Linked DNA regions of Homo sapiens: region 2 is linked to region 1. Evidence: chromatin loops called from intact Hi-C (ENCODE). Cell type or tissue: heart left ventricle. All regions are shown on one strand. Each heading gives the region's core, and the rest is flanking DNA. Links, peaks and the distances in the headings are about the cores only. Region 1 overlaps GALNT18 (polypeptide N-acetylgalactosaminyltransferase 18). Region 2 overlaps GALNT18 (polypeptide N-acetylgalactosaminyltransferase 18).

Evidence for each region. Peaks named below come from ENCODE experiments on the same cell type or tissue, not always from the same donor. Only the 100,000 strongest peaks of a DNase experiment are listed, where the experiment ranks them.
Region 2: a loop joins it to region 1, with 1.9 times the contacts of the local background. A loop is called at or near these places in 3 of 110 quality-filtered maps.

The regions. Positions count from the first base shown.
Region 1 is chr11:11,525,438-11,536,964 of GRCh38, reverse strand. The region is part of intron 1 of GALNT18 (polypeptide N-acetylgalactosaminyltransferase 18); the gene reads left to right. Among named protein-coding and RNA genes, the nearest start is that of GALNT18-AS1, 39 kb to the left of the region's middle. In heart left ventricle, for the core only: CTCF peaks have their summits at 1,234 and 5,203; DNase peaks (open chromatin) are centred at 1,228 and 1,747; H3K27ac peaks cover 3,249 bases.
Region 2 is chr11:11,456,638-11,468,164 of GRCh38, reverse strand. The region is part of intron 1 of GALNT18 (polypeptide N-acetylgalactosaminyltransferase 18); the gene reads left to right. Among named protein-coding and RNA genes, the nearest start is that of GALNT18-AS1, 110 kb to the left of the region's middle. In heart left ventricle, for the core only: no CTCF peak of the experiment used is centred there; a DNase peak (open chromatin) is centred at 4,630; H3K27ac peaks cover 1,520 bases.

The DNA.
Region 1 (11,527 bases), core at 1,104-9,103:
GAACCAGCACCACACATACTTCAGGAAATTAAATAAGAAACTTAGGTAGTGGTGCTGCCTGGCTTTGGCCAAGCCCTGTTCTTTTTTGCCTTAACATTCTGCCTTGAAGCACCACTTTATGAAGCTCTGGTCATTGTTTTTGCAAAGCAGGAATGCACAAGGCATAACAGTGGTGTGCACCTACCACATGTGAAGCTGAACGTCATTTTGCTAAACGCAATTAGCAGAGTCTGTAAGTCCTTCTCTTTAGAGACTCATTCTGGCTGTGATCTATGTAAGTGGCATGCAGGGACCAGGAGGTTTTTTTTTTTTTGTCTCAATTTTCATTTCTAAGATACGGAGTTGCTAAAGGTCTTGGCGGGTTTCATCGACTACAGAGCTGTAGAGGAAGAAGCTGATGTCAGGAAGGGAGAAGTTATCAGAGGCCAGAATAGCAGCATCTGATCAGATCCTAGTGAGGTGTAAGGAGGGGAAGCCCTGGTTTCCTCCCTCTTGCCTTCCTCTGAGGGTCCAGAGCCACCTTGACTGTCTTGGGAGGCAGGATAGAAACCTGGCTTAGCACTGGGGCTTTAGAGCAGACAGACCTAGTTGAACAGCCTGGCCCTGGACCTACCAGTTGTGTGATCTTGGAAACTTCGTTTGCTAACCAGTCCAGTCCTATTCTGTAAAATACAGATAATGTTAGTACCTATGTCACTGAGCTGTTGGATTGAGTTCAGTGAGGAAATGTATACAAAGTGCCTGGAGCTCAATAAATGAAATATTTTATTATTAGTATTGCTGAGTGGTCTTTTCCATGTGTCCAATTTAGCCCAAGGTCTTGATAATTTCATGTCATTTCCTGTACAGGCCCCTTAAAACTATAGTCAGGAATAGCTGGAGAGAGAACCTAGGTTGAAAGATCTGCTTGCTTAGACTAAACCATGAATTACTGTGTACGTGTTTGGATGGGAAATGGGTGGAGGACTTGGACCTCCGTGGATAGGGACCACCCTCTACATGGGAAAGGCCCTCTTGTGATTTCACACAGCTTCTCTGGGGGCTCCAGAGGCAGTTACAGGAAGTGAGGAACAGGCAGGAAAGCACGTCTAGCCAGCAGGCCACTGTGAGGCCCCAGGGAGCAGGACAAACATGGCATACAACAGTCCCCAGGGCAGATGCAGGAGGAAGGTGGGAGCCTGGCAGGAAATGCATTTACTGGGTAGGCTGCAGCTGAAAGCACCATCACTCCCTGGAGGAAGTCACAGGATCTAGGCAGGCGGGCAAACCTAGCAGGGATTGGCTGTGGAAGCTCGGCCGGCTGGGTGGTCAGAAGGTCTGGCCAACGGCATCTGAGCCCAGCCTGTGGGCTGGGGACAGGGCAGGGTTCTCTTCCCTGGGAAGGAGCTGGCATGAGCTTAGTAGCCCTTTTGTGGAAAATGGAGCCCATGAGAACCAGGAGTCAGCCCTAGGACATCAGAACTTGGCCTCCATGGACAATAAGGGCAGCACAGAAAAGAATAATACTGGAGGTTGCATCTATTACTTTGCTATGTGCTTCAAATCACATTATTTCAAATAATCTTCACACCAACTCAATGCAGAAAATGTTATCACCATGTTACTGTGTAAACTGAGGCTCATCTAAGTTAACTGACTTGCCTTGTGTTGCAGAGCTGCTCAGTGGCAGAACCAGGGGTCACCATGTCTGCTCATTCAGTATCTCACGCTTTTACCCATGGTACCAGAGTGCCCTGGTCTCCAACTGGCCGGGGGCCAGGGTCTGCCTCACCAGCAGCTGTTCACACTCATTCTTTTTGTATTATGTAAAAAGCACTGCACTGTGGGCTGAGAGCCATGCAGATACTCCACGGGACTTTGGAAGGGATCTGATGAAGCTCCTTATTCAATTTCCTCAATTTAAAGACAAGGAAATGGTGGTTCAGAGAGGCTAACAGCTTTGCCTGTGGTCACTCAGCAAGACAGTAGTGGAGCCAGGACCCGAACAAGGTCTGCTGGCTCCCTGCCCCATGGCGTCCCCACTGCATTGTGCCGTTTTCCTCCCGTGCTGCAGGGGACATGAGCAGACTGCTGCATGCTGCATGTACTGCTGCTGCTGCACCAGGAACATCAACAGAATCCAGCATTTAAAGGCCACCAGCATACCTCGCAGGACAGGTGGCAGGAGAAATTTGTGTCTGCAGTTGTATTTGTAAACACAGCGTGGAGAATATATCAAGAATCCAGCAAGAACTGCACAGGTTCTATTTGTCTGCTAAATAGAATGAAGTAAGTGCCAATGGAAAATGGATTGAGGAAAAGGTGGAAGTTTTCAAGTCACATAGAATGGCAGGAGGGGTGGTAATCTGACGTCTTGGGCAAGGATAGACCTGTATCTCAGTGTGTATGTCTGTAGCTCTGGCTCAGCTATTGCTGTCTCATCTGTCTCCCTGGCTGGCTAAGCATCTTGAGGACAAGACTGTGTTATATTCACTTTTGCATCAGCAGCATCCAGCACAGGGTCTGGCATGGAGTTGGCATTGAGCAAATGTCTGTTGACTGACTAATTGAAACCCATTACTCAAGATAAGAGTGAGACAAAATGGCTGGTGAGTAGCTCATTCTCCTTTCATATTATGCCTACCATGGGCTAATACTTCCTCCTTCAGAGGGTTCTGGCAGATCTCATGGTCATTGTGTGTCTCTTTGAATATCAGCCTCCCTCAGGGGCCATCAGGTTGGCGATAGGAGTCACCATTGGAGTTTGTTAGTTCTGACCAGCTGTGGTCAAAGGCGTGAACCTATTACCCATGGCTAAGGGCCTGGACACCAAAGTCTGGTTGCCCTAGTTCAAGTCTTGGCTTCATCACTTTCCATGACCTTGGGCAAGCCACTCGACCTCTATAAGCCTCAGTTTCCTGATCTGTGACGTAGGGGTGCTAGCATGGGGTGTGATGAGGCTGCGTGAGATGATGCATAGTGCTGGCACATAGCAACACAGCTCAATCCATGTTAGGTCTTGTACTATAATTCCCGAGGGGCTGGGGTACATGACAGACCCAGCCCTACTCCATCTGCCAGGCAGGCAGTAAGCAAGTCATGGCCCCATGCCACGTCACCTTTGTTTAGAAGCACAAAGGAGAGCAGGAGATAATGAGGCAGAGAAACGAGGCATCTACTCGGAATGGCACTGGGAGAAAATACCAGATACACAGACATGCACCAGGGCAGGCCAATGATTGGATAACATTTTCATTCTGTTTCTTTTATCCATAACTTAGTTATTTAAAGTGCAGGAAAAAAAGCCAGAATACACTGTTTCGTTTGTACAAATAAGGATTATAAATAGCTGTTGTGGAGAGGAGGTAAAGTAGGAGGCAGTGTGGAGAGAGTGGGGTGCCATGGTTAGCCCTGACTCAGTGCCGTAGGGGCCCAGGTCCTGTTGATCTGGAGATGGTACATGTGTCTGTCTCTGAGCGAACGTCGCCTCACTCCTGGTGGCTCCTTAGGGAGACGTATGTGGATAAAGAGCACTGTGGCATTGGAACAGGCTTGGAGGGCGTTAGCATCAGTAGGTATGGCAAAAACAGTAGGATTTGGAACAAGGCAGACCTGGGTACCTGGGTTTGGATCCTGGCTTCCTCATTGACCAGCTGTGAGACTGCTGGCAAGTTGGCTGAGCTCAGCTTCTTCTCTGTAGCCTGCAGGTGATGACAGATCACTAATAGGGCGCCCTGAGGATGAAACAAGCTAAAGAAGCTACCTCATTCCTGGTAGCAGTTCAACAGAACAGGAGTTCATTGCCAGCTTTGGCACAATGGGCAGGTATCTCTGAGGCCAGACAGCTGTAACATTTTCTGGGTTCTGGAGATTACCTAAGGGCTGGGGAGTAACATGGATGGGGGTGGGCAGGGCAATGCACTGGTTACTATGAGGGGGCAGGTGTGCCCAGACCCCACTTTGAGCTCTGAACAGGTCTCAAACTTTGAGCCATCTGACCTTCCAAAGAATTATGACAGTAATTATTATTATGGCAATTATGTAGCACCCTTATTGCCATCTAGTTAATTACCTGGCATTTTAGTTTCCATCAGCAGCATAGACTGTCTGCAAATTATCTGCTGTTGAGTGCTTGCCCTGGCCTTGCCAAGAGAGTAGGCTGAGGGATGAGCTCAGTCTTTCTGAGGCTCCAATTCTCAACCATGCGTCAGTCAGAAAGCACTTGTCCTGGAATTTAATATCATGCATGGCTTTGACCAAGGGTCAGCCTTGAAGCAGCTCAGCGGGAAGCCCTCTGTGTTTTTCCAGGACTGCAGCCATAGACATATTCCATTATGTTGTTCAAGATGATCTGAGCACAGGCATTGACCAGCTTGGCTCTCTTCATGACTGGTGAGCTTTGTCTTTGTATTTAAGAATGCCATTGGATTTTCTTCTTAGCTTCAGTTCGGTTTTATGAGCATTGATTGAGTGCCCACCGTGTGGCCATGACTATGTTCTGGGTAAGGGAGACTGAGAAATAGCACAGGGGAGTGGAAAGGGCCAGGGCTTGGACTCACCTGTGGCTGAACGCCTCTCACTGCTCATTAGCTGTGTGCCTTCAGGATAGTTATCCGAAGACTCTGAGCCCTGGTTTCTTACTTGTAAAAAGAGATGAACGATGGTCTACTTGGTTTTTAGAATGGAGAAATGGTTGTAAAATCCGTGCTCCAGCTCAGGTACTCAATGAATGATAGTCATCTTTTCCTGTTGTTCCTCTCTCCTCTCCGCTCCCTTCCTCTTCCCTGCTTTCTCCTGCGTTTTTTTTACCTTGTCCTCCAGGGGCTTAGTGTTGAGCTGTTGGGCCAGGTAGAGACCTAGGCTAATCATTTCAAAATGGTGTCAGAATGGGAGAAAATGGGGCACTTGGATTCAGAGATGAATGCTCGAAGATAGCTTTCTTGCTGTCAGCCTTGAAAGTTCAGGAAAAAGGTGTATCCTATGCATATGTTCATGACACACACGCATACACAGCTGCAGGTGTGTAGAGACTGCGGTGTATAGTACCTGCACTCACACACACGTGCATCCATACATAAAACACATACACATCCTCACCTATCAGAAGGGGCCTGGCCCGAAGCAGAATATACCCAAATTGTTTACCTGAAAGGATCACAATGAAGAGATCGAGGCAGAGTTAAGGGAGCAAGTAAGAGAGGGTGAGAGACCCAGAGACTCACAGCAGGAGGGAGCTCTTGTTACACCTAGGGCTGGCTGGACAAGGGGAGAAATAGTGTTACCAGGGTAGGGTAGGAACCAGAGCTTTGGAAGCGATGCTGCCTGGTGCAAGATACAGTCCCTGTGGAGACGTGGGCCCAAAGCACTGCAGGAGGGGAAGAAATACCCTGACCACTCTGCTACCCTGTGATCCCCTATGGATGGCTTCCCTTGGCTGAGCCTTACTGAGGAGGCTGGGTGCTGCATAGGCAGGGGCCTCCTTCCCGGGCACAGAGCCTGGCAGAGAAAGGGGGAGAGTAACCAGCCCGATGCGTATGCACTCGCATACACTTATGTACACGCAAGCACAGATTGTCTGAGCTTCTTCCTCCAGGGCACTCAGGACTGGGGAAGGATGAGGGGAACAGGCAGTGGTGGTACAGCTGGCAAGACTTCCAAGCCCCTCCCACATGTCTGCAATGCTAGCAGGGTTCCTAGCCCTGTGCTGTGGACAGGGCTTCCAGCAGGGTTTTCTCAAAGCCTGTATACTGTGCTGCCTCAGTTGCTTATGAGAATCCATGATTGGCTTCTACGCTGCCTGGTTGTTGCTGAAGGCAGCTATGGATTTACACATATTCAGAATAAATCCTCGTGTAGTGTCTTTCTCTTTCTACTACAGCAGCACACTCAGGAGGAGGGAGAGGTACAGTGAAGGCAGCCGGCAAAGGCCTATTGCAGGCAGGGGGCTTGTCCTCAGAGCAGGCCTCAGCCTGGGGTGCAAGGCATGGCGTCACAGTGTTGTCCTCAGTGAGTGCCTTTTTCTTGCCTTTGTCTCCTTGAGGCCCCCAGAGGCTCTGGTAGACTCTCTCCCACTTGACCCTACCTCCTTGGCTCTGCTCTTTTCCAATCCTGCTAGTCTCAGTAGGACTTTTGCCAGGAAGTGGGAGCTGATGGCTCCATGCTGAGCTTCTGTGGGGCACCCAGTGGACAGTACGTTTGTGGTGCTGGTTGACAAGAGAACTCTGTGCTCTCCAACCAGCAGCACAGCTGACCAGAATGGCTTTGGGTCGTGAACACTGAAGGGCTCCACAGGTGACTTTGTCCAAGTGCTGGGCAGGTAGAATGGAGGTCAGGAGCTTGGCCTCCAGTCCCAGCTCTATGTGGTCTGGGAGGTCTGGAGAACTCCTTAGTCTTTTGCCTGCCTTTCCTTTTCCTCTAGAGGATGCCTATGGCACGCCTGTTTGGGTCCGATGGACTTCCAGAAGGGTTAATTGAAAAATGCACTCCAGATCACAAAGCTCACGGGCCTGTCCTGCCCACTGGCATTTTGAGCAGGGTCTTCCCAGAGTGCTGTGTGGATTCAGGTCCAGTTGATGTTGCCCTAATGACTGCTGACAGCACCCACAGCTTGAAGGTGTCTCCTGGGGGCAGAGACAGGGCCCCGTCAGCAGCCCAGGGAAGAGGACTGCCTTCCTGTTTGCTGTGGACAGAGGGCATTTGTTCACTTAAAAAAAATTGCCTTAAGTTATTAAGTGCATGCTAAAGATGGCAGGAATCCAGGGGCCCCTTCCCCACTCTGAGTTGCTTTAGGGCTGGAATTTGCTCGCTCCAGCCTTCCCTCCTCTCTGGCTGGCCTGGCCTCCTTACTAGAGGCATCACAAGCCGGTGCATGTGAATGAGCCTGTGTTGGGGAGGAGGGGATGGAGGGCCTGGCCCTGGGGTGCAATTAAGGCCTTGACTTCAAGCAAAGCTGCTAGGTGGGATGTCAGTATGTCTGTGACACTTGAGCTGTCTTCCAGCTGCCTTGCTCAAGCACCCTTCAGTGCTGAGGTCCAGACTCTGAAGAACTTCAGAAAGATGCAGGAATGTTTCTGTAGAATAATTCATACTGAGTATGAAAGCCAAGGAGAGTTAAACCTGGGTAAAGACATACAGTCATGTACACACTCACACACATACACACTCATACATATGTGGTCAATCTCTAAGACACTCACAGACATACACACATTCACATATAGGTACATGTGCATACGTAGGCACACACTCATATACAGTCTCTCTCTCTCTCCTTCTCCCCTCTAACATGCACGTGCACACATGTGGCAAACATGATCTACATATGTCTCTGTGTGTGTGTGTGTGTGTATATATATATATAAGGAGATTATTATAAAGAATTGGCTTACACTATTATTGAGGCGGAGAAGCCCCAAGATCTGAAATTGGTAAGCTGGAGGTCTATGGGAGGCCATGGTGTAGTTCTGAGTCTGAAGACCCGAGAATAAGGAGAGCAGATGGTGTAAGTTCCAGTCCAAAAGCTGGCAGGCTTGAGACCCAAGAAGAACAAATGTTCATTTAGAGTCTGAAAGCAGGAAGAGACCAGTGTTCCAGCCCAAACAGTCAGGTAGGAGGGGTTCACTCATTCACAGAAGGGTCAGCCTTTTGTTCTATTCAGGTAGGTCTTCAACAGATTGGATGAAGGCCACCCACATATAGTCAGTCTACTGATTCAAATGTTCATCTCATACAAAAACACCCTCAAGCATATCCAGAATAATGTTTGGCCAAATATCTGGGCACCCCATGGCCCAGACAAGTTGACACATGAAATCACATCTGGTACCTGGTGACCTCATGCATCAATGGGTATCCTGGTGAAACACAGGGAAGGCACTAGTAGTACCTCCTGGAACTTTTGGTAAACCCCTGGAATACAGAAGAGGCTGTTCTCTTTGATGGACCCTTTAGTCATTCGACCATGGAGCTAGCAAGGTGTCTTGGCCAAGACCCACACTAGCCCTGAGGGCCTCTCATAGTAGCAGAATGTCAAAACTCTGCCCATCAGCTTATCTGAAATGACACTTCTTATCTTTCACTCCTCCACTCCCTGGGTTTAACAGCAAATTTTTGCCCCATGGTTTGCACCAAAGGCTTGGGCATTATCTTTGAAACTCCCATGCCCTCTTCCCCTATATCCTTTTTGAATTGAGTCCTGCCAGTTTCTTCCTTTTTAATATTCCATTCTCAAATCTATCACTTTTCTCTCTCTACCCATTGGTATCACCCAGGTCCTAGCTCCCATCATGTCTTTCTACTTTCCTGCATCTACCTCCTTGGTGGTTCCCTTGTTCTCAGTCTTGCCCCGCATAGCCCATCATCCACATGCTTGTCAGGGAGATTTGTTAACAAAAAGATCTGACAGTATCAGTCTCTGATTAATTCCCCTTATCAGCTTCTCATTGCCTTGTAGAGTTTGCAAGCTGATTCCCTAAAGGCCAAATTCAGCTCACACTTAAAGAATCTGATTGCCTTTACAGCTGAAGGTGTGTACCTTCTGGTTTGCCACAGTCCTCACAACTCCTTACTGTCTTACACCTGCCCACTTCTCTCCTTGGTTACTTGTCTAGTCTCTGAAGTAAGAGGCCCAAACTCTTCCACACCGCATTTGAGTTCCGTCAAAATTTGGCCTTAGTTGACCTTCCTAGTTGGAATTTTAGGCAATTCTACCTAAGTACTCTGTGCTTTAGCCTTCCTAGTCTATACGTTTCCACAAACACACAATATTATTCTGCATTTCCATGCCTTTATCCATGTCATTCAGTTTGCTTGGGTGGCCTTCCTCTTTTGAACTCCTGAATAATTTCCAATTATCCTCTAAGACTCTATTCATATGTCACCTACTCTCTGCTGTCTTTCCGTAACATTCTCTAGGACTCAGTTTCCTCCTTTGTAAAATGGGGGTAATCACAGCACCTATGTGATGGAGTTGTTATGAGTATTAAATAAGATAACCCATGCTAAGTGCTTAGCACAGTATCTGGTATATCAGAAATGCTCAGCAAATATCCAGCTGCCAGCCTGCCTGGCATCTAGAGGTATTGGTGGTTTGGGCAGTGGCAGGGCCTCTGCTGTTTGTCTCCTGCTAGGGTGCCTGAGTTTAACAGTCTCTTACTATTCACAGTTTAAGAAAATAGAGAATAATTGATGTCCATCAGGCAATGAATAGAAAACAGCTCATTGCAGATGCCTGGCTTTGATGGGCTCTTCAAGACTGAGGGGAGGAATTTGTTATGCCCAGAGAGCTCTGTTCTAGAAAGCAGAACATGGAAAATAAAATCTGGCTTTATAAATACATTTAGACTTAGGGTTTTAAAAATGTATAATATATATTTAATCTTGAAGAATTTTAAATATTTCATGGGCCATTGCTCATGGCTTGGTACCTCTAATTGGTGAACCTTGGTGGCAGAGACACTGCTTTGTGGCATCTGTTTACAGTTCTGTAGAATAAAGCTCATGTGGACATTTACTTAGGAAAAATCTGTGAATTGCAGAACCACGTAAGAATAATAATTATTGTCCCTGTTTTGTACCGGAATGAGCTGACTGCATCAGCCCAGAGACTCGAAAGGCAAACAAGTATCTGCAGGGGTAAAAAGAAACACCCCAATCCAACAGCAGACCATGGGGACATTTGATCAAAAAAGTGTCTTAGATAGTGAAACATAGGTTCTGTGCCAGATTTTCTTCATGCAGAGAAAAGCTACTGTAGAAGCAGAAGCAGATGCTGCTCGTCTCCATCCTTAGTGCAGAGTTGGCAGGGGACAGGGGTTGGGGGGTGCCTTCAAGACAATGAAGACTTTTGGAAGGATCACTATGCAGGGAGTACAGACCTAGACAGGAAACATTCCTGGCCAGGAATGCCAAGGTCATTGGCAATCTGGTGTCAAGGCCTGGAGAAATGCATTTATAAATGAGAAAGCATCTTCCCTGTGTCGGGCTCCTTCAAGAGAGGGTACCCACATCAGATGATAATTGTCATAGTCTAGGTGCAAGACTCCCACAGACATTGAGGAACCTGTCCATCTTAGAGTGTGGCGTGGACTCGACTGGATTGCTGTTCACTGACAGCTGCTGTGCTCCTGCGGGAGAGTAATATTCCCCACTTTCCCTGGATTTCACACTTGGCCATGTGACTTATTTTGGCTAAATAAATGTGAGCAGAAGTGACATGTCACTTTCAGGTGGAAAATTTAAGAGCCAATATATGCTCAATGGTCAATGGTACAGGTATTCTAGCAGCTCTTTTCCCAATGTAAGGGTGACAATGATGACACAGGAGCAGAGATCCTAGGTGATCCTGATGGACGTGTAGCCTGAGATGTAGCCTTTGTGATATAAGCTACCGGTATTTGGGGTGTTTTTGTTACTGCAATATAACCAGCTCTCCCCTGACAAATACACTATATTTTTAAAAGAAATATATTTTTAAAAGAAAGAATGATGTATTTATTACTTCCATGAATAACTACATATGTTCTGGTTTTTATAGCAGAAAGACAATGAAAGAAGTAACTATACATGCCAGAAAGGGACCAGCGCTGCATTTTTAAAGGAACATCAAAGACTCCAGGAGTCTACTTGTAAGAGTCTATGAATTTATTCACAAAGTCGTGCTATTCTACCATCACACAAACAGTCTGTCACTCACAGAAATGTTTGATCCATGGCCGGGCCCATGGCTTGCGGGAAATTGTTACATGGAAAAGCCGATACTGGCTTCCCTCCCTCCACCCACATCTAACTTCCTGGTCTTCCCTGATGACATCCTGCCTTTATGGCTTTATACATCCCTGACTGCCTGCCTAAAATGCCATTGCTCTCTTTTCTTCCAACATCCTGTCCCTGAGAACGCCTAGCATACTTACAGCAAATGTCTACACTGCCTCTGGAGCCTTTCTCATACCTTTCCCCCACTCCAGGCAGATGGAAGTTTCTTCCGTGTCTTCCAATTGCCAACTGGTCACCCCCATTAGCATGTTGCAGTGACACCTCAAATGTGATATGCGTGGCCGGGCACGGTGGCTCATGAGTGTAATCCCAGCACTTTAGGAGACTGAGGCGGGCGGATCACCTGAGGTTGGGAGTTCGAGACCAGCCTGACCAACATGGAGAAACCCTGTCTCTACTAAAATTACAAAATTAGCTGGGCGTGGTGGCGGGCGCCTGTAATCCCAGCTACTCGGGAGGCTGAGGCAGGAGAATTGCTTGAACCCAGCAGGTGGAGGTTGTGGTGAGCTGAGATAGTGTCATTGAACTTCAGCCTGGGCAACAAAAGCGAAACTCCATCTCAAAAAAAAAAAAAAAAAAAGTAATATGCACAACACCAGATCATCAGCTTTCTTCAAACCTGTTCCCCTTCCTACCTCCTCCATATCCACAACTGACTCCATTCTCCATTTAGATAAAATCAGTAGCCCTGTATTCTGTGTATTACTCATTCTTCCCTGTCTCAACCTCATCCAATCAAGTCTTACCGATTTCGCCACTGAAATGTTTCGTGAAC
Region 2 (11,527 bases), core at 1,466-9,465, 69 kb after region 1:
ACATCTGAAAGAAGGCATGGTATTTTACCAGCACAACATTTATGATATATAAAAGGATTACAGTATTTTTCTCAGAGGATAAGACAGGAAGGCTTGCTTTGTTATTTGAGATTTGAGATGTTTCTAGTTGACCTGAAGTTCTGCTGATTAGGGAGGGGCTAATTTCTTAAGACTTCTTAGTAATTATCCTGACCCAGACCTTCTTCCCTAGAATCTCTTAGGATGGAACATCTCGGGGTGATCTGTAGTCTTAACAAACTTACCAGGTGGATTCTTGTATACACACTGAAGTTTGGAAACCACTATCCTTAATCCAGTGGTTCTAAATCTTGGCTGCATATTGGAATCACCTGGAGAGTTGAGAAAACAATGAAAGGAAATACTACAAAAGAGATGCCCCAAACCCCACCTCCAGAGATTTTGACTCAACCAGGGTTGGGCCTGAGCATTCTTAATTTGATGTGATTATCTCATTCCCAGTTGACTTAATGTGTAGCCAGGGTTGAGAACTTGGGTTAAACTGTGTTCTCAGCCATGGTGCCTGTCTGTGCCCTGAATGTGCACAATGCATGAGCGTGTGGGCGTGTCTCCTGGGCTGATTCCAACCCTTGGGGACATTTATGGCTGGGACCTGGGCTTGCTCTGGCAAACAGAGTGGTTCCCTTTAAATGCCTGCATCTGGCCATCAGACTGGCATGGCGCCTGTGCTGTGTTCAGAGGATGTTGCTGGAAGCTGGGAGAAAAGCCTCTGCCATATCACCTCTCTCATCTGGCTCTGGGTAAGAAAGGGCTCTGTGAAGGGGCAGGGGTGGCAGCTGCAGCGGAACCAGTGGCACTGGGAAGATTTCTGGCCATGGAGCCATGGGTGACCTAGGTTGGGGCAGCAGCACCTGATGTAGTAGTTGCTATAGAGCTATGAGCCCTGATCCTCAGTGTGGCTTCTGCGTGTCAGTGTGGAGAGACAGCAGAACCCTCCTGCCTGCCGTGGGCACACATAGCATATGCAGCCGGTGGGCACACACGGTGATGTCTATCTTCTCCCCATTAAGGGCCTCCTGCCTCCCGGGCCCCAGGTTCGGAAGATGTTCTCCTCCGCACATACTGCCTGTGTGCAGAGATGAGCAGTTCATTTTCCATCTTTTATTAATCAAAGACACATGTAGCTGTTAATCAGGGCTTCTGACTCCCAGTAGGTAAGAAGATTTTCTACTCTGAGCCTTCTAGAAATTGCACATAAGCCAAGTAATGGGTCCTTTCATTGATCTGCGTGTGTCCTATTGCCAGGCCTTTTGGAAGCAGTTTGAAGAGCTCAGGAACACCCTGCCCAGGTCTCCCTTCTGTCTTGCTTCCCGCTCATTCCTGCCCCAACTTTACCTCTCTGTGTCATCTTTAGCAAGTCCTCCAACCTCTCTGATAGAAAAAATGCCTTGGCCTCATCGTTTCCCCTGAGAAAGGAGACAGATGAACTCATTAGCTTTCATGGTTCAAAGCACCTTCTTTGGCCACAGACCCTTTCTTTAAAGGGTTTCTTATGCAAAATCCTAATAGGTAAACAGACTGAATTAGAGCTATTCTGGCAAAGGAGGAAAGAGGGGTCTCAGACTCCCCTCACCCCTCTCTCAGGGTCCACTGTCCCCAAGGGGGCTCCACAGACTCTTTTGGAAACCTCAGTTGTAAATAAGTTATTTTCAATGGGGGATCATCCCTCCTTTCCTGGGTGTCCGTATCAAAATCTTGGGAAAGTCAAGTGGCACATGTACTTTGAAAAATCATATTTCAAAATGGCCATTGTTTCTATTTGTTTTCATTTGTGATACCTAATTTATTTTCAAATTTCAAGTAACATGAAAGGAGGGTAGGGATTTCAATATTCACGTAAAGGTGGCACTGGTTTATAAAGGTTGCAGTCCGTTGATCTACATCAGTGTTTTGCAAAATGCAGTCACAACCCACCCAGCAGGCCATGAAATCAATTTACTAGGTCATGAACAGCATTCCTTCTTAATAGAATATTACAGAATAAAACAGAATGTGTCAGAGTTAATCACACATGGTCATGCTAAAGATTGTTTTGTAACCTCGTTTCCCTTATATCTGTTTGCGTATAATGGGTGAAATGCAAAAAATACAGTTTTGTAGGTTATGATTGAGAAGAGCTGAGAAGCACTGGTCTGGATGGATGCCTCCTGTGGTTCCTTTGGGCCCTGACTTTGGCTCACATCCACATCTGGGAGACCTTCCTACCCCCTATGTTGAGCAGAGCACTGGTGAGCCATGCAGTGAGGCCAGGGAAGAAGGCAGAAGTACTCAGCAGTATGACAGTGCAAGCCCCTCCCCTAGAGATAGCTGAGTACCCTACATAAATATCGTGCAGTAATTCCACATCCTCCTGGGGCCTGGCAGAGGAGAAGAGGTTAATATGGAGCCAGCTGACCTTGCCCAGGTCCATGGTCCAGGAGCTAACCGTGGTATGTCTTATACAGGTGGGTGAAGCAAGTGTATGAAGTGGTCTGGGCACTCCATTTCTCTACCCCTGATCAGCCCCAGCAGCAGAGAAGCTTGTCACCTCCAGGCCTCTCTGGTTCCCGGAGGCCATTCTCAAGACCCTTCCTAAGCTGTGCTTCCTGACCTCATGGCCAGGTGGCTTTGGCTTCTGTGGCTACTGAGCTGCCATGGATACGGATCACGAGCCCCAGGATCAGAGGGCAGCGTGACACCGTCCGTGCAGCCTGGAGGAGCAGCACTCAAGCTTTGAGTAATCCTTGGTGTTTTCCTGCACAGTGACAGCTCCATAAGGTGGGAATCTCTGCTTCCTAGCCCTGGGCTACACAGTGTGATGGATGACCCTGCCCACCCAACTCCCCAGTCTCAGGGGAAATCAGTCTAAATACAGACCCTCCCACTGTGGCATTCAGCTCCCGGTGCCAATGTGGCCTCCTTGACATCCCTTCCTCCCCTGACCTCAGCAGGAATGGGGCTGAGGATCTGGGAACAGACCTTCCTCAGGCATCCCAAGGCACCTCGCCCAGGTTACCAGTGGGATCTGTATTCTCTCTGTCCTCGTAGAGAGGATAGAGAAGTTGCCTTATGTTCTAAGTTACTCTGTGTACTTGACTCTGGTGGGGAAGACAAGAAATAATAAGCAGCCACCCCAACAACTCCCCACTGCTCGTAATTCCATCCCCAGCTCCCAGCCCAGCACCTGACCAGTAACAATAATAGTAACAACAGCCGGTGTTTATGTTGCCCATAGAATGTGAAAGGCTCTGTTATTAACTTATTCAGTCCTCACAATAACCCCACAAGGAAGTAGGTAATATGATTATCCCCAATTTTCAACATTAGTAAATGGAGGCACAGAGAAGTTAAGTGACTTGCACAAGGTCACACAGCTAGTGAGTAGTGAAGCCAAGCTCCAAACTCAGGCAGTGTGACTCAGAGGGTTGGCACTTCCCCGCTAGGCTATGCTGCTCTCTGCACTGCTGTATCTTGATGCATATTAATCAAATAAATGAATTTCATTTTATTTACAATGCCAAATTCATGGACTTTAATTTTCACTTTTCTGTGGGTACTCAGAAAAAAGTAGGGCAAGCCAATGTGTCTTTCTCAGTGTGCCAGGGCCCACGAGGGAGCTTCTTTCTGAACCACCCACCAGGAGGAAATGGCATTAGATCTGGGCCCATGCCTCCTTCCTGAAGAGGAGATGTTCATGGGACCAAGACAGGCTGTGCATCAGGGTGCCATCTCTGGGTGCCCACCAACTTTGAGGCATGGTGTGGAGGAGGAACTTCAGGGCTGCAGGGCCTCTGAGCAGAGTCCTCCTTAGATCTGAGCCTAGGAGACCTCGAGTCTCCCGGGAAGGCTGGCTTGGCCTCTCAAGATCTTTCTGGGCATAGGCTTTTTTGTTCACTTTAAAAATCCATTTGTGGAGCAAAAACTCATGATTATGGAAGAAAGTTTAGACTTTGTGGAAAATCCTGGGACCCACTGAAGAAGCCTTGCCTGACCTTGTACAGGAGCTATCAGTATGGATGCTTTTCAAAGCCCATGGCTGACAGAGATAGATAAGCTTGGGACCCCATTCACTACATCTTGGACGTGCAGTTTCTTTGTCCAAAACCTTTGCTTATTTTGTCTGGCTGCAGGCCGGGACTGCCTCCTTCCTCTGCTTCAGGTGCTCACAGAGCAAGACTGGGTTGGTAAATTAAGAATTTGCCAGATGGAAAGGACTAATTTTTCCCCCTTTCAAAATCATGAGCATGACGGTTTTTGCACACATTCCGCCGGACACATACTGCATTCATAATACAGAGCGTCGAGACAGCATAAAGGTTTCACATCTTTCATGTGATAAATATTTTTACCGTCATGCTCAAGAAATGGATTTTGTTTGAAAATGGCCTATTTCCTTTGATGGCTTCTTTGACGTGGATTCAAAGCCTTTCCCTATCCTGCCAGGGCCTGGGGTTGGGAGGGCCTGTTTGTTCAGTTTTTTCGAAGGACAAATCCACTTCTCCCTGATGAAATACAGCTGTGACTGCTGGGGGTGAGAGATTTACGACTTAGGACAGTAATGAAAAGACGTCCAGTGAGCCGACAGCTGCTGGGAGTGATGGCACGCTCAGCCCTGGGGCCACAACAGCTAGGGCTCCCAGGGGACGTGTAAGCAGACCTCAACCTCGCTGGGGCCCTGGCTCGTATTTATCCTTCTGCACTGTACACTACATTTAAAGAATCAGATGTGGGCTAGTTAACTGAATAATATTTCTTCTCACAAGTTTGTTTTTGTAAGTGTTCTTTTCTCATCTTTGAAATGACACATTTTTAATGCTCTTGCTATAAGCAGTGAGCAACCACTTGGGACTAGAAGAATCTGTTTTCAGGATGAGCTTTTGTAGGCTGCTGCGGGCTTCTGGAACTCTCTCTCTCTCTCTCTGTGTGTGTGTGTGTGTCTGTCTGTCTGTCTGAGTGTGTATGTCCATGTGTGAGGATACAGCCAGTGATAACTGAGGGAAGCAGGAACCCTGTTCTCTTGTGGGAGACTGTACTAATAGTTCCAGGGTCTTGTGATTGATATCCTCTCTCTCCACACTGCAGAGCACTGCTTACCCTCCCACCTGCCTGTCCTGTAGGGGCAGGTGCATGCTATACATCTAGACCCAGGCACCAACACAGTTAAGGGGTCTCTGAGAGAGGAGGTTTGCTGGTGTGCCCAGGGCTCAGGCTCTGGGGTTTGGCTGACACCCCAAATACTTGTTCTTTGAGCAGATTGCCTTTCCCCAGAGCCATTTTGCAGGACCCCTCCCGGGTGGTGGAGGGAGCACTGAGCAGGAATGAGGGCATTAAGACCCTTTTTTACTTCCCGGTCCTAGAATCAGCTGCTGCCTGGCTGTGTGACTTCAGGTGGTTCCATTGAACATTCTGCTTCTGAGTGAAAGCCACCAGGCCCTGTGTAAGCCACAATCAGTGATCTGAGCACCTTAGAATTGTGACATTTTAGGGCATGAAGGGATCTTAGAGATCACCTTGTGTTTACTGATGAGAAAAGGGCAGCCTAAAGAAAAGGAAGGGCCGGGTGCGGTGGCTTATGCCTGAAATCCCAGCACTTTGGGAGGCTGAGGCGGGTGGATCACTTGAGGTTAAGAGTTCGAGACCAGCCTGGCCAACATGGTGAAACCCCACCACTACTAAAAAAATAAAAAATAAATAAATAAAAAATTAGCCGGGTGTGGTGGCAGGAGCCTGTAACCGCAGCTACAAGGGAGGCTGAGGTGGGAGGATCCCTTGGACCCAGGAAGTGGAGGTTGCAGTGAGCTGAGATCATGCCACTGCACTCCAGCCTGGGCGACAGAGCAAGACTCCATCGCAAAGGAAAAAAAAAAAAAAAGAAAAGACTTTGCCACAGCCACACACTGAATGTACTGAGAGCCAAGACTAGGAAGTTCCTCCTCTACAGCTGAGATTCTCAGAGTGGGGACCGTGGACCGGCAGCCTTAGCATCCTCTCATAACTTGCTAGAAATGCACGATCTCAGGCCTCCCCTCAGACTGCTGAATGAGAAACTCTGGGGTGGGACCCCACGATCTGTAATCTGACTGCCCTCTGGGTGAAGTCTGATGCTTGCTGCTGTTCCTACAGCACCCCGCTTCCCTTTAAGACCAGAAGAAAGAAACTGGAAACAGGCAGGCTTCCTGGGAGAGGCTGTTTGAGACAGGGGAGCACATGATAGAGTAATATTACAGATGAAAGGTACATATGATTTTTGCAGCTTCATTCAGGCTGCAGGTTTCCCAAAGCAAGGACTCTTGTAGCAGAGCCTTGAAAGGAGTCATGGCGTCTGGCATTGTTCTGGGCTGCAGGCTGTCCTACTGGCAAGGGCCACACTGCTTTCTCCCTGTCTAGCCCAGCTGTTCCCATCCGTGTGTCTGTGTCAGGGAAGCATGCCTCTTTAACATTAGCAGGGTTGGTCCGGCTTGTTCATTCCAATAGATTGATGTGTGGAAACACTGGGAACACTGTTTTATGTGTGAACAGTGTAGTGTATATTTAGAAGTCCGGGTGTCAGCTCCGGGCTGTCAGCTCGGTGGCGGGCGGGAGCGGGGGGGATAACGGTATGTGCTTCAGAGTTTATTATATCTCTCCTAGGCAGAATTCTAGCTTTAAAGGTTGCTTTAAAGTAGCAAGTAATGGCACATATAAATTCTGATTCCTAAGATACAGACATTTGTCACTCTCTAAAATGAGTTTTTTCACATGTACTTTATATAGTTGGCATGGAGTGTAAAAACTTGACCCTTTAATAGCAGCTTTCATTCTGCATAATTTCTAATCAAGGCTATTTCCACTTCTGTGAGTGTGTGTGCACATGCTGAGCCCTGCTGCTCCTACCTGCACCAGCCATCCTAGCCGCACACTCAGACACACCCAGGCCCAGAAGTCCCCCTTGCAGGGGAGGAAAGACCCAGCAGTGCCAGCCCGTCAGGAGTGGAGTGGGATTTTTCTGACGGAGAGAGATCATCCTGTAGTATCTGGACTAAGCTTGCAGAGTCAGATGTCTTCCTGTCCTTTGTCTGCCATGTCAGCCCGGACTGAACTGACTCTGGTCTTTTGCTGGGACCCACCACCCTTCCTGAGTCCTAGCCCACCTAGCTGGAGTTGCCTTCCCTAACTCTTGCCAGTACCTCCCAGAGTGCAGGGCCAAATTCCTGTATCCCTGGCTGTCTTAATCTGTTTTGCATTGCTATAAAAGAATACTTGAGACTGGGTAGTTTATAAAGAAAAACAATTTTAACATTTTTTCTCAGAGGGTTCTGAATCCCCCCTCCCCAAATAAAAGCAACAACAAACTAACAATAGAACTGCAGCTTTAGGGAGTTTTGAAAGCCACACTTAAGAGTAGCCAAATACCAACACCGAAGTCCAAAGAACAGTAGCAGGAAGCCAGTTGGACACTATAATGATTCCGTCTGTGTGGGTCAGGAAGAAACAGGGAGGCAGGAGGGCGACTGCCTCAGTCCCTGCTTTGCACCAGCTAGGGCTCTCCTTTCTACCTTGTTAGTGAGTGTACGAGGGAGGAAAGGCCAAAAGGGCTTCAAGGTCAGGGAGGAGTGGGCAGAGATAAGGCTCCTTCACAGCTCATGGCCACCTGCAGCCCTCAGGTGCGCTGCACCTTTGGAGAACTTGGATGACAGCCCTGCCCAGATTGTACGGGGTGTGTTCACACTCAGTGAGTGTTGGGGTGGACAGAGCCATTTTGCTCAGAGTAGTGTTGGACATGGTAGGCTCTTTGCAAATGTCAGCTATTGGTATTTTGCCTCACTATAACCCTGTGAGTGAAGTATTAGAATCTCTTTTTAATAGATGGGAAAAGCCACACAATGATTGGACTCTTGCTATGGTAGCAGAGTAATGGCCCCTCAAAGATGTACACATCCTAATCCCTGGAACCTGTGAATATGTTACCTTACATGGCAAAAGGGAACTAAGGTTGCATAGGGAATTAAGGTTGTGAATTCAGCTGACTTTTAAAGAGGGAGAGTAGCCTGTATTGCCCAGGTGTGCCTAACGCAACCGTAGGGGTCCTTGAATGTGGCAGAAGGGGCTGAAGAGAAGGTCAGAGTGCTGCGATGTGGGATGGACTTGACCCACTGTGGTGGGCTTTGAAGACGGAGGAAGAGGCCATAAGCCAAGGAATGCAGGCAGCCTCTGGAAACTGGGAAGAGCATGGAAACAGAATCTCTCCTCCAGAGCTTCCAGAAAGGAGAATGGCCCTACCAACACCTTGATTTTAGCCCGGTGAGATGCCTGTCAGACTTCTTACTTTCAGAACTGTAAGATAGCATGTCTGCATTGTCAAGCTACTAAGTTTGTGGTTTTTGCTAGAGCACCATAGGAAACTATTAATACACTTTACCACCTATCTGATGGTTTGCTAAGCACTTTCGGGGTGTCCATCATCTCACTTAATCTTTGCAACAAGCTTAGACATAGACATTATTATCCACATTCGACAGCAAGCTGAGCTTCAGAGAGGTTTAAGAGCTTGATGAGGGTCACACAGCCAATCCAGGGCAGAGGTGCCTCCAGAGCTCCTCAGTCTGGTGGGCTCAGCCCCTAATGGAGTCTGCACTTGGCCTTGCAGTGGGACATCTCTTGGATGGCAGACCCCACCCTACTTTGGGCTGAGGCACCCTGAAGAAGCCTCTCTTCTTCCCTGCAACACTGTTCAGGTGTCAGAGGAAGCCATCCTAGATTTCCTTTGCCATGCTGAATAAAGTCCTCGCACAGAGGATTTTAATGGTGTTGGACCTGAGACTGTCAGGGCTCCTTCCTCCTGATTGGTTCCAAGCTCTTTGCTGTCAGATTCCACTTCGTTCTTTTGGCAGCTCTGAGGATTCCAGGAAGAGAAAGCCTAATTGTGGGGACCATTGGCAAAAGACCTTCGGCTCATGTTTGAATGCAACTCTAGAAACAGAGAAGAAGGGAAGCCCTCCATCAACAGAATAGTGCATTTACTTACCATTATTAGGGCACTTGACATATTCAAGGATGTTTTCAAAAATCTGAAAATTGTCCTTTGGGAGCCTAATCACAAGCAGAGGCATAACATCTTGCTTTGCTGGATATAAGAAGAGTACCGCTATGATGTGCCGAAGTCCCCCTTCTCGCTCAAGTAAAACGCAAACACTGGCTCCATCTTACAGAAGACAAGCAGGGCCCAGGGAGCTGGGGGTTTGCCCAGTGTTGGAGATGAGGTTAGGCCAAGGCTTCCTGTCTCCCAGACCAGCCAGCTTTCCACGGGTCTCAGTGCCTGGCTTTGGCTGGGACCAGGCACAAAGGCTGGGATTTGGATCTCAAGGCTGGGTGTTTGGAAGACAGGGGAGGTCAGGCCCACAGGCCGTGAAGGCGACACAGCAGATGGCAAGCTGAAGGCAGCTGAGGCTGAACGCTGCTGTTCCGGCTGTTTATGATGTGATCCCTCTGCATGGTGGTGTGAGTCCTGCCCTCATTAGCAGTGCTCGGGTGAACTGGGCTTTGATGCTCTGCAAACATGGTCTGGGCTTCTCGGGCAAGGCCCAAGCATCAAGCTTTTTAATGGGAATAATGGTGACTTCTCATCATTGGAAGTCAGCGGGCAGGAGTTTACTGAAAGCCGACAAGAGAAATGTACATTTCTGAACATTCAATTAGCCCTCTTCTTTTTAACCCAAAATAAAGCATGCAACAATGCACTGCAGGAGTGGAAGAAAAGTTTTTTTAAAAAAATCATTGAATTGTACATTTAAAATGGGTGAATTTTATGGTATATAAATTATACCTCAATAAAGCCGCTTTTAAAATGAGGAGTGGAAGAAAAGGAAAACCTTCTTTATGAATTCTTATCTGGGATATTCAGCAATGCTTGCTGCATTATTTGATGCTTAGCTTTCATCTTTCCCAAAGCTGACTTCACAGTGACCTCTGACAGTCGGTTTCCATCTCACAAGTGAAGAAAGTGAAGGCTTGAAGGGACTCTGGGTCTTTCCCAAAGAGAGCGAATAGCAGACCCAGAAGCGGGGAGGGAAGGGGTCCCCAGTGCACTCTGGGAGGAGGACCAGGAGACAGGACCATCTGGGTCTGCACCCCAAGTGTACTTCAGACTCAGGGTCTCGGGGCCCATGGCAGACAGATACCTGGCACCCCAACCTGCCTGACCTAGTTTCTCCTGCCTCCTCTCACTGGGTTCTGGATCTTATCACCAAACAACCAGAGCTTTGCTATAAGCATGGCCTGAGGGCAGAAAGAGAAATAGCAGTGGCTACAGAACTGGCTGCAGGACAAAAGCTAGCCCCCACTCCCCACCCACCCTCAAAGCCTTCTCAGTGATCCCCTCTGCCTGAGAGAGGGACACAGTAAACTGAGTAAACCACAAGAAACAAGAAGGCTCCAGTGGTTTCCTGGGAGCACATCCCTAGGTGCACAAACCGAGGGACAAGAAGCAGAGCTGCCGCTCCCAGAGAGTGCACAGACTAGCTTGGGCAGCGGGCCAGGGGTCCTCAGCCAGGTGAGCTGCGTTCTGGGTGGCTCTGTCTGACCCTTCGGTAGGACTTGACCATTCCTGCGGCCCAACCTTGAGGGGGGAGCCCTAAACCACTTTGACCTCCAACAGCAACCATGCCATTTGACTCCTCTGATTCCCTTGTCCTCCAATCCAAGGAGCAGATATGAGTGCTAGATTCTTGCCTAGGAAGAGGTCCAGGCTACAGCCTCTCCTGCAGTTCCTCCAAAAAACCACCAGCACCTCAGAATTTCTATCTCCAGCGATGGCAAGAGCTGGCAAAATGACTCAGCTTCAGCAGAAGGGGATCTGCAGGGATCTGGTCCTAGAAGGTGAGGCAGTCAGACCTAGACAGGGCTGGGCAGCATTACAATACCCCTTTCACTCTGAAGCCCGTTTCCTCCCCACTCCATTGTGCAGTCTCAGTACCACCACAATCTTGGAGCACGAGCCAGTGGGGCCAGTGCTTTGTGTGGACTGCCCACTGAAGCAGAACCCTTCATGCAGGAATTCCTACTTTCAGCATCACTGGCTTCAGGAGCCTCAAAAGCCTTGGCAGGGCCTCCAGATGTGCTCCTCTTGCTTGGCCAATTAGCCCATGCACAACGCTCAGAGCTGTGGCTTTTGTTGCATTCATTGCTCAAAGCTTTGCAAGCTATTTCCTGCCCCACTTCCCACTTGTCTCCATGAATTAGCATGGACCTGTCAGGATGTATCTGTAAGCTCCACTCTTATCAATGGGCTGTGTGTCAGGCACTGTGGGCATATCACTGAGACCACATTATGGCATTTCCCAGGTGCCCTATGTGATCATTGGTAGAACTTTTTGAAAAACAGTCATGCACAATAAGGACTGGGCATGATCATGGGGAAGCAAATGACCTGAGTGAGTGGGTCTCTAGAAACCCATCACTCTCATTCACAGGGGCCCACCTAGGAAGGACTCAAGCAACTGGTAGTCAAAATATACTTGGCAAACAACTGTCA